Regions from separate parts of the Homo sapiens genome. Here region 2 is linked to region 1. Evidence: read pairs that join two places in POLR2A ChIA-PET (ENCODE). Cell type or tissue: K562. All regions are shown on one strand.

Region 1 (5,000 bases):
CAACGCAGCCAGGGCATGAACCAGGACCTCCTGCTTCCTAGCCCAGTACCCGCTCTTCCACAGGGAACTTCCCTATGGATGTCAGACCCCTCTGCCTCTCCCCTGAGCAGCCTTGCGCAGACCTGGCACGCTGGGATCCCTGGAGGAGGCTGCCGTTTCTGGTTGAAAGCAGCTCTGTGTGTCTGTGTGGGTGGCAGTGTTCTGGGGGCACACTTGATTAGTGGCTTCTCAAACCTGGCCCCCATCCTCAGTGTACAGCCTGTGCTCCGTCCTGCTCAGGCCATTACTGCCCGCCTGTAATGGAATCGGCTGCCCTGGTTAAGTGTTCACATTAAATTAATACCTCCTCCGTGGAGACAATCAGTTGGCATTTAATTTGTCTTTCCTTCCGAGAGCTGGAGAGTACAGCTGGGCAGCCGGGCTCTGATGGGCACGTCTGCGAGACAGCCTTTCCTTGGGATCAGGGGCTCCATGGAGATGGGAGCCGGGAGGCCACAAGAGGTGGTGCCAGGTGTCCCCAGGGGGTGGGGCTTGGGGCAGGCAGGAGGGGGCCTCTTTCATGCGCAGGGGCTAGAGCTTATTGGCTGTCCATTTTCGGGGGAGAAGACGGGCTTGCAGCGTGCCATGTGGGAGAGAAAGTCAGGAGGCAAGGCATCCACACGTGCATCAGTGCTGAGCTGCCCAGGAGGTGAGCCCTGTGTTAGCAGTGGTGGCGGGATTTCCACATTGTATTCCCAGCCCTGCCCCACTCCCACTCCCTTATCGGATTTTCTTTCTGCCTTAAATATGAATTGTCTGTGGTATTCGAGGGGGATGGTGTGCAAGGAGGAAGTTGACTCGGTTGTGGTTTTCAGGTTCTCTAGAAGGGCTCAGAAGAAGCAAGTGGAGGCTGTTGGGGGCACGCAGCCCTGACCCCACCGGGGAGCCTGCTCTGGTCTTCCCAATCCATCAGCTTCTGCAAAACTGCATTTGCAGAAAGGGCTCCCCTGGTCTACCACTGTGCCTGCAGCCTCTTCTTCCAGCTCAGATATTATTTTAGAGAAGAACAGCTGATTGGGGCCCCCAGGCTTGGCCCTGGCTCTGCTGTGAGGATGCCTCTGTGCATCTGCAGGTGGGCAAACACAGGAGCTAGGGCAGCGCAGAGCTGAGGGGCATTGGCTGGGCCAAATCTGTGGTTTGAGCAGCCGGGCTCCAGCACAGCTCCCTGGCCACCTGCATCCAGCCCTGCTGCAGTGGGGTGAGCTCCCCGAGGCCAGGGTGGAGCTGAGAAGGTGCCAGCCCTCCACCCGCCGGGAAGGAAGCTGCTCTCTGCCCCCACCTGCCCTCTGCCAGAGGCCAGGCCCACGCTTGGCCCAGAATGAAGTCTTCCACTGAGGGCTCCAGCCCAGCCTCACCTGAGCTCATTTCCCTTCACCTGAGTGAGTCGGCCTAGGCGTGCCGGCCGCTCGCCTTCCCGCAAGGTGTGGGCCATTTCCACACCTCCCTCCCAACTCTGGAGGTGGGAGGCAGCCATGCGCTGTGCCGTTGACGTGGAGCTGCTGAACACCCATGGTCTGCTGGATGCCAGGGTGCTTTTACCCACACCATCCCCTTCCTGTAGTTCTCACAGCCACCTTCGAAAGGGGGTGGCTGGTTTCCCAACTCACAGAGGGGACAACTGAGGCCCAGAGAGGGTAACTGACTTGCTCAAGATCACGCAACTGGGAAGTGATGGGGCAGGATTTGAACCCGTCTCTTGCTGCCCTGGTGTCTTGGGATGCTCACTCCAGGAGCCCCAGGTTCGTCCCTGGAGGGCTTCATTGTTTTGCTGGGCCTGCACCTACTTTCCTCCTGAGCGGGAGCCTCGAGCCTCTTTTTCTGACTGCACAGGAAGTGAAAAATCTGTGAGTCAGCCCCTCTGCTGGTGACTTCAGCTTGGGTTTCCGCCCCTCTGTAGGGCAGGCTTGTCGGTCCCTTTCCTGCGGGTCTGTGTGTCATCTTGAGCTGACGGGAGAGGGGGAGGCACTGGCCCTGAGTGGGGTGGGGGTGGGGACTGGCATAGAATCTGCCCACCCCTTTTCCCCAGAGGCCAGCAGAGACTTCTCGTCCCTCACGTGGTTCCAGTGGTGGCTCCTCAGGAATGCGGAGAGACCACATCTGGCTGGGGTGGTGCTGCCACCTCTCCCTCCTGGCCACCAGCCTCAGAGAGTGCTTGTTCTGCTAAGATGGTGGCCGAGGCCCCTGATCTCAGCTGCTTTGTGCTTTTGTGGAGTCATTTCCTCTCCCTGCACTCTTTGTTCTGACATCCCTGCCTCCCCTCCCTGGCCCAGGGCTGTGGGAAGTGGGAAAGGGAAGGTTTCTCCTTCTCCTGCCTGCTTCCTGCCCTGGCCATCCCTCCCCCTGGCCTGGCCTGGCCTCTCCCAGGAGAGGCTCTGGAGCCGAATGGATGAAGCTGAGTGCAGGGGCTATGCTGGGAATTTGCCTCCTGTGAGCCCCTGGGCTGGGATGTTCAGTCTAAGGATGCTCTGGGGGAAAGGAGTTCTGTCTGGAGGCGAGGGCCATCAGGGCACTGAGGAGTAAGTGCAGCTTTGGATCCATCCATCCATCCATCCATCCATCCATCCATCTATCCATCCAACCAATCCATCCATCCATCCATCCATCCATCCATCCATCCATCCATCCAACCAATCCATCCATCCATCCATCCATCCATCCATCCATCCATCCATCCATCCAACCAATCCATCCATCCATCCATCCATCCATCCATCCATCCATCCAACCAATCCATCCATCCATCCATCCAACCATCCATCCATCCATCCATCCATCCAACCAATCCATCCAATCCATCCATCCATCCATCCATCCATCCATCCATCCAACCAATCCATCCATCCATCCATCCATCCATCCATCCATCCATCCATCCAACCAATCCATCCATCCATCCAACCAATCCATCCATCCATCCATCCATCCAACCAATCCATTCGATAAATGTCTGACTCCTTAGCAAGTGCCCAGCCAGTTTGAGGTGCAGGGAATACAGTAGCAAGCACAGGAATGATCATCATAACCAGCTCTCTGGGCCTGCAGAAGGACTGGACCCCCGACCTGAGACCCGGCTCCTGTGCCTGTTTTCCCACCTAGACCAGGGAACTTGCCTCTTGCTTCCTCTTTGCCCCATCTCTGTGCCTGAGACCTCCCGAGATGAGTGCCAGCCCCCGGTGGCGGTGGGGAAGGTGGAAGTGGCGGTGACCACACAATGGAGCCATCACTGGCCCTGGCGTCACGGGACTGGCTCCTTTGGGCAAGAGCTGTGTGCCGTGGGATCCCACAACCATGCCACTGGGGAAGAGGAGATCCTGGGGCCTCCACTGCTTTAAGCTGTGGGGCAAACAATGGAAGTGGATGTGAGGCTTGGGGAAGAGATGACATTTGAGACAAGCCTGGGAGAATGGCTAGGGTTTCAGGAGGCTGAGGAGGAGAGAGGAAGAGGGGAAATGAGTTACCTGACCTCTGAGCCTCATCTGCAACATGGGGATGATCCCCAGGGGAGGGCTCAGCGGGATTTTATAGAGGGAAGTATGAGTGCCTAATGTGGTGGATACCACCGAGAAGGTAATCAATAAATGTCCCTTCTCTCATCCAGCGCTAGAAAAGAGAAGGATTTGGAAGTTTTATGAGCTGTTGGGTCAGGGTGGGCAGGGGCGGCTCTCAGTGATTCAGGCCGTGTCAGCCGTGGCTGGAGTTGTCCATAGGCCCTGGGTCTTCATTTTCCCACTTGTAAAGTGGGGACAGGGTAGCTTTCCAGCCCAGTGCATGTGCAGTATGATGGAGGGGATCTATGGAAAGGCCCTGCAGAGAGCACTGGGATGTGTTTGTCACCTCATTTTCTGCCAGTGGCAGGCCTGTCAATATTCTGGAGTCTTCAAAAGACCAGAAAGGACCCCTCCCCAGCCAACAGAACAGCTCCTGGACTGCTGAGGGAGACTCGAGGAAAATGGCCTTTGTGCCCCAAAAGTGATCTCTTTATGTTCACTCCAGCCTTCCTTCCCCTTTCAGCCTTAAAGGGCCCGGGCGTAGGATTCTGTCAGACCTGGGTTCGAATCCAGGCGCTGCCACTTCCTAGGCAGTCTTTGGGCAAGTCGTTTGCTCAGCCATGGGCTGGGGCTGGGAGAGGGGATGGTGCAGGCTGAAAGGAAACGATGTCTGCAAACCGCTGATCCAAAGTAGGTGCACCCGCCTCTTGGTGGCAGACAGCGCCTGGCCTGTCCCTTCCTGCTGCCCTCTTTGTTTCTGTTGGTCCCTCTGCCTGAAACACCCTCCCCACTGAAACCTTACTCTTGTGGGCAGACCCAGGGAAGAGGGAGGGTTGTGCTTGGGAAGCTGGTGTTGAAATCTCTGTGCCAGCAACTTGGTTCACCAGTTCTCAGTTAAGCTGAGTGCTCCCTGGCTCTGGGTGGGTGGGCAGGGAATACAGGTGTCTGGAGTGCCGTAAGAAACACATCGCCCACCTGGCCCTTCATGCCAGTCCTCAGAACGATCCAAGGACAGAGCTTTTCTGCATTGTCAACACTGGAGCTGGCGGAGCCAGGTTTTCTCCACCACCGCCGGGAGGGATGTCAGGGCGGGCGACAGGCTCTTCAGTCAAGCCAGCTGCTGTCCACATGCGGGGTCTGTCCTCAACCTCCTGGGAGCAGGCCAGCCGGCTGCCTCCCCCGTCTGGCTTTGGAAATAAAAAGCCCGTGAAATCATTTGTGCAAGCTCATCCTGGGGGTGTGGTATGTGCAGTCAGGAAACACGATTGAGATGTGGGGTTGGGAGGGTGCAGAACTCGGGGCAGGAAGGGAGAGGTGAGGTGGAGGGGCTGGGTTGTGTGGTCTTCAGAGCCTGGCCACTCAGTGCCATCTGTAGCCCAGCATCACTGGGGAGCTGTCTGCCCCAGCCCTCGCCTGCGGAACCAGCTTCTGCATGTTAATAAGATGCCCAGGTGATTGGTATGCACATTCTAG
Region 2 (5,000 bases), 250 kb before region 1:
AATTATTTTAATAAGTAGCCGGGCATGGTGGCACGTGCCTGTGGTGCCAGCTACTCGAGAGGCTAAGGTGGGAGGATCGTTTGAGCTTGGGAGGTTGAGGTTGCAGTGAGCTGTGATCACGCCACTGTACTCCAGCCTGGTTGACAGAGTGAGACCCCTGTCTCAAAAAAAACATAAAAACTAAAAAATAAATTGAGACACAAGAAATCAGAATCCTCGTGTCTGGCCATAGGGTACAGTATATGGATTCTTGCCACTCTGTGTCATTAATTTTCCTTATTTTCCCTTAGAGTTGTGGTTCTAATGTATAGCTAAATTTCCTTTTGGGTCTTGGTGATATGCTGGTCTGAAACGAATGTGAACATGAGATTATCTCTAGTGTTTTTCTCATATAGCAATTGTCTGTTCTTTGGATGAAGTGTTTGTTGTGTTCATTTTTAGTGTGTGTTTGCACTTACCCTGAGGATTATTAGATGTTAAGTGTGTTTTGTGGAAACTTTTGTGAAGCCTTAGTGTGAGTTTACTGTTATCTTTTACTATTTGATGTTAGGGAAACAGCATGTAAGTTTAATGTGTGCAGACTAATGATATAATTTGTTGATTGATTTGATTCTAGGGCACCCTACTTAACTCTTAGAGCAATGGTTCTCAATGGGTGATTTTGCCCTCTCCCCTCCAGGACATTTGGCAATGTCTAGATATTTTTGGTTGTCACAACTGGGGGTGCTACTGGCATTCAGGGGGTAGAGGCCAGGGCTGCTGTTAAGTCACCTAGAGTGCATAAGATGGCCTCCCACAGCAAACACTTATCTGGCTCCAGATGTCAATATTGTTAAGGTTGGGAAACCTTATTATAAAGTATTTTCTGAGTTTTACATTGCATACTAGTCAGATAGAGTTAAGAATGGAACCATTCTTTTAATCAGCATATTACTTTTCAGATGCTGTCCCACACCCCAGATTCTACTGTGTCCTGTCCCCAGAAGCCTCAGAGGATGATTTGAACCGACTTGATTCTGTGGTACTAGGAATTTTAAAACTGCATTTTATATGTGGGTCAGATGGTTTCCACCAGAATCAGCCTACTGGGGGGAAAGGGAATGACTGACTTTTTATAGTGAGGAAATGTGGTCTGTGTTACGATTTGAGCTTATTCTAATAGGAAAATGTTACTTGGATATTTATTTGTTGGGTGCACTTTTGCTGTGGGGTTTGTCCTTTCTGGATTGGCACCTCTGACACTTGATTTTTGAAGACAGTCTTTGTTAGCATTTTTCACATGCAAGTATTTTAATGGACAAAAATAATTGTCTTACTCCCTTATTCTAAAGCCAGCAGCTGTGTGCTCACAATAGCTTGCAAACAGTGTGAGTAATGTCCCAGAATGGGAATCTGTTCCAAGGAGAAATTAATGATTATGATTTGATGGGATATTTTGTCAATCATGAGGATAAGTGATAGTGTATAGGCAGTAGGAAAAAATACTTTAAAAGTAAGGAAATGACTCTCTTTCTTTCTTGATGTCAGGCATGTGACGTCCTTTTCTCCAAGCTTGTCAAGTATGATGAGCTTTATGCTGCACTGACAGCCCTGCTTGCAGCTGGGTCCCAGCTTGATACAGTTAGGAGAAAGGAAAACAAGAATGTAACAGCCTTGGTAAGACCATGGAACCCTGAGAAGTCTTTGGGTTGTGTTTGATCATTGATCATTTCTATCAGAAATTTCCTTCTGAAATGTAACCAGTTTATTGAATATTGATTTGCAAAACTGACTGATACTTGAGTATTTCTAGGTAGTTTGTGTAGCTATGTTCACCTTAAAGATAATTTAATCAGCTGTTGCATTTTTTTGGTTACCATTGAGAGAACTGTAATTTAAGAGTTAGTGGTCCCCCCCCAAGTGCTATATCTCCTGTCAATACTGGTTGATGTGTGATATTGAAAGCCTCACGCTTGAGATTTTTCCATGGCTCTGTTAATGTGTCTCTATATTCTAGAAGCAATTCCAGGCCACAAAAACGGATAGCTGATTGCAGGTCTGCTAAGCAGAATGTCCTGCCCTCTTTTGGTTAATTGGTAAATTATTGGGGAGCCAAAGTTGTCTTGGAATAGCCTTTTTGGTCTGTGAAATGTGCAGAATACGGAACAAATTATTTGTATGTGTGTTCTGCCATTTTCTGCTAGGTGCACTCTCTAGAAAGATCTGGAGAATGGACTTGGGGGCCAAATCTCAATTTAAAATCAGGACTCTATACAGTTCTGGTTTAAAAGTTGTATTTGGAGTAGTTCGTACTGTGAGGGAGATCTTGAGGCCATACCAAGTGCTACCTCTATGCTGCTTTTCCTTTCTCCAGGAGGCCTGTGCCCTTCAATATTACTTCTTGATACTGTGGAGGATCCTAGGAATTTTACCACCATCAAAGACTTACATTAACCAGCTATCCATGAACTCACCTGAGATGAGCGAATGTGACATCTTGCACACTCTGCGATGGTCTTCTCGGCTCCGGATCAGCTCCTATGTCAACTGGATAAAGGTAACACAGAGCTTGCTGCTAAGACTATTCAAAGCCAAAGTGCTTTGTGCTTACTGGAGCTTTTAAATTTGAAGATAATGAAAGCTTTGCCTATAGTCATCTCCTAAACACTTTTTCTTGCTGTCCAAATAGGATCACCTTATCAAACAGGGAATGAAGGCTGAGCATGCTAGCTCGCTTCTAGAACTGGCATCCACCACTAAGTGTAGCTCAGTGAAATATGATGTTGAAATAGTAGAGGAATACTTCGCTCGACAGGTATGTAATATTGGAACCTAAATGATAGAACTTGGTTTCTACCATAGCCCATTGCCACAGCTAATTATATTTTGCATATTTTTAAAGATCTCATCCTTCTGTAGTATCGACTGTACCACCATCTTGCAGCTGCATGAAATTCCCAGTCTGCAGTCCATCTACACCCTTGATGCCGCGATCTCAAAGGTCCAGGTCTCTTTGGATGAGCATTTTTCTAAGATGGCTGCTGAGACTGATCCTCATAAGTCGTCTGAGATTACCAAGAACCTACTTCCAGCCACGCTGCAACTCATTGACACCTATGCATCGTTCACCAGGTGTGGCGAACTGCCTGCCCAGAGATGCACATGCACTCTTCACTCCGTGCAGATCCCGCATTGACTCAGAATTTGACATTTTTCTCTTTCTTCAGCTTAGGGGTTTTTTTCCCCACGTATAATGCTTTCTTCTCTAGTATGAAGGGGTGCTTGATGAGGAAATTTTCAAATAGTGCAGGAGGAGTCAGGAGGAAGTTTAATGTCTATAATTCTTTAAATATTTTGTACGATTTTACTCGTAGGATACAGAGAAAGGTAATTTTTCAAAACACTGTCATTTCTGTTATTAACTGAGTTAAAGCTCCTTAAATGCTCTTTATTTATTATTATTAAAAAAATTTTTTTCTGAGATGGCATCTCGCTCTGTCGCCCAGGCTGGAGTGCAATGGTGCGATCTTGGCTCACTGCAACCTCCACCCCCTGGGTTCAAGTGATTCTCCTGCCTCAGCCTCCTGAGTAGCTGGGATTACAGGCATGCACCACCGTGCCTGGCTAATTTTTGTGTTTTTAGTAGAGACGGGGTTTCGCCATGTTGGCCAGGCTGGTCTTGAATTCCTAACCTCAGGTGATCTACCCACCTCAGCCTCCCAAAGTGCTGGGATTACAGGCATGAGCCACTGTGCCTGGCCCTTAAATGCTCTTTACATGTGATGATATGTAGTTGGAGAAAAAAAAAAATCTCTAAATGAGTTAGAAATTATTTGAAATTCAACTCTTTCTATAACAAACACTGCAAATTGCATGCCCTGTAGACTTTGGTCTGTATGATGTTTAAATATTTAAAGTTAATTTCAGTATATAAAATTGGGAGATTATTCACAAGTTTAGATTTCTGGCTTTTCTTAAATTGGAAGAACTGGCAAAACTGGGCCTGACTTCCCAAACAACAGTAACAGACTGGAGCTGAGAATTAGTTCCCTTTGCAGCAGTTTTCACCGGGCTCTCTTAAGCTTATTGACTTTATCTGGTCCCTGTAGGATCTCAGTGTTCACTCCTGTTCTATGGTGCTTTTTTGTTTTGAGATGGAATCTCACTGTGTCACCCAGGCCGGAGTGCAGTGGTGCGATCTCATCTCACTGTAACCTCCACCTCCTGGGTTCAAGTGATTCTCCTCAGTTTCCCGAGTGGCAGGGATGACAGGTGCATACCACCATGCCTGGCTAATTTTTGTATTTTTGTATTTTCAGTAGAAATGGGGTTTCTCCATGTTGGCCAGGCTGGTCTTGAACTCCCGACCTCAGGTGATCCACCTGCCTCAGCCTCCCAAAGTGCTGGGATTACAGGTGTGAGCCACCGTGCCCAGCTCTGTGGGCTTTATGCTGCTTTAAAGGGACCTAGATCTTTGTCAGACTTAACTAACCTTGTCTCTTAGTATGACTGCCTTGCAGAAGATAGAGGGCTGTTGTTTGAGGCAAATTTTTTTTTTGGCTCAAATTTGTTTGAGCCAAACAAATATGTATGGCTGCTACGTGCCAGGTACTTTTCTAGGTGCTAGGGTTATGGCAGTAGCCAAAGCAGACCAAGTCATTGCCCTCTGGGAATTTACAGACTCTAATCTGGCCTAATAGGCCAGTACTTTCCACACTGAGCTGTTAACGTTCCTGGTCAAGTAAGTTTGCAAAATGTTGGATAAACAGTTTTTTTTGTTTTGTTTTGTTTTAAAAAATATAGTATTCAGAGCCTTTACTGTATACATTGTCAATCTTCTGAGGTGGGGAAGGAGGATAGATATAGTATTCACTGTTTCTCAGGCTTACTTGTCAGGCAGTCATGTTTTGGGAGCATTTCAGAGGAGGGGACATTCTTTGGGAAATGATTACCCATTGGAATTCTTAGAGACCAGGAAGGGGCAGGCACTATCAACTACATTAAATAGATAGGAAACTGAG

The links. ChIA-PET counts read pairs that join two places held together with the same protein. Peaks named below come from ENCODE experiments on the same cell type or tissue, not always from the same donor. Only the 100,000 strongest peaks of a DNase experiment are listed, where the experiment ranks them.
Region 2: POLR2A ChIA-PET joins it to region 1 with 5 read pairs; 2 of 35 experiments call an interaction of 5 or more read pairs at or near these places.

What each region holds. Positions count from the first base shown.
Region 1 is chr1:18,923,724-18,928,723 of GRCh38, reverse strand. The region is part of intron 1 of IFFO2 (intermediate filament family orphan 2); the gene reads left to right. Among named protein-coding and RNA genes, the nearest start is that of ALDH4A1, 24 kb to the right of the region's middle. RefSeq lists enhancers at 505-554, 885-974, 1,475-1,594, 1,223-1,849, 1,875-2,094. In K562, no CTCF peak of the experiment used is centred here; DNase peaks (open chromatin) are centred at 785, 1,933 and 4,732; H3K27me3 peaks cover 4,258 bases.
Region 2 is chr1:19,170,975-19,175,974 of GRCh38, reverse strand. It overlaps UBR4 (ubiquitin protein ligase E3 component n-recognin 4), which reads left to right. Exons shown (of 106, transcript NM_020765.3): 21 at 942-1,021; 22 at 1,528-1,656; 23 at 2,354-2,536; 24 at 2,669-2,794; 25 at 2,882-3,111. Among named protein-coding and RNA genes, the nearest start is that of UBR4, 37 kb to the left of the region's middle. In K562, no CTCF peak of the experiment used is centred here; no DNase peak of the experiment used is centred here.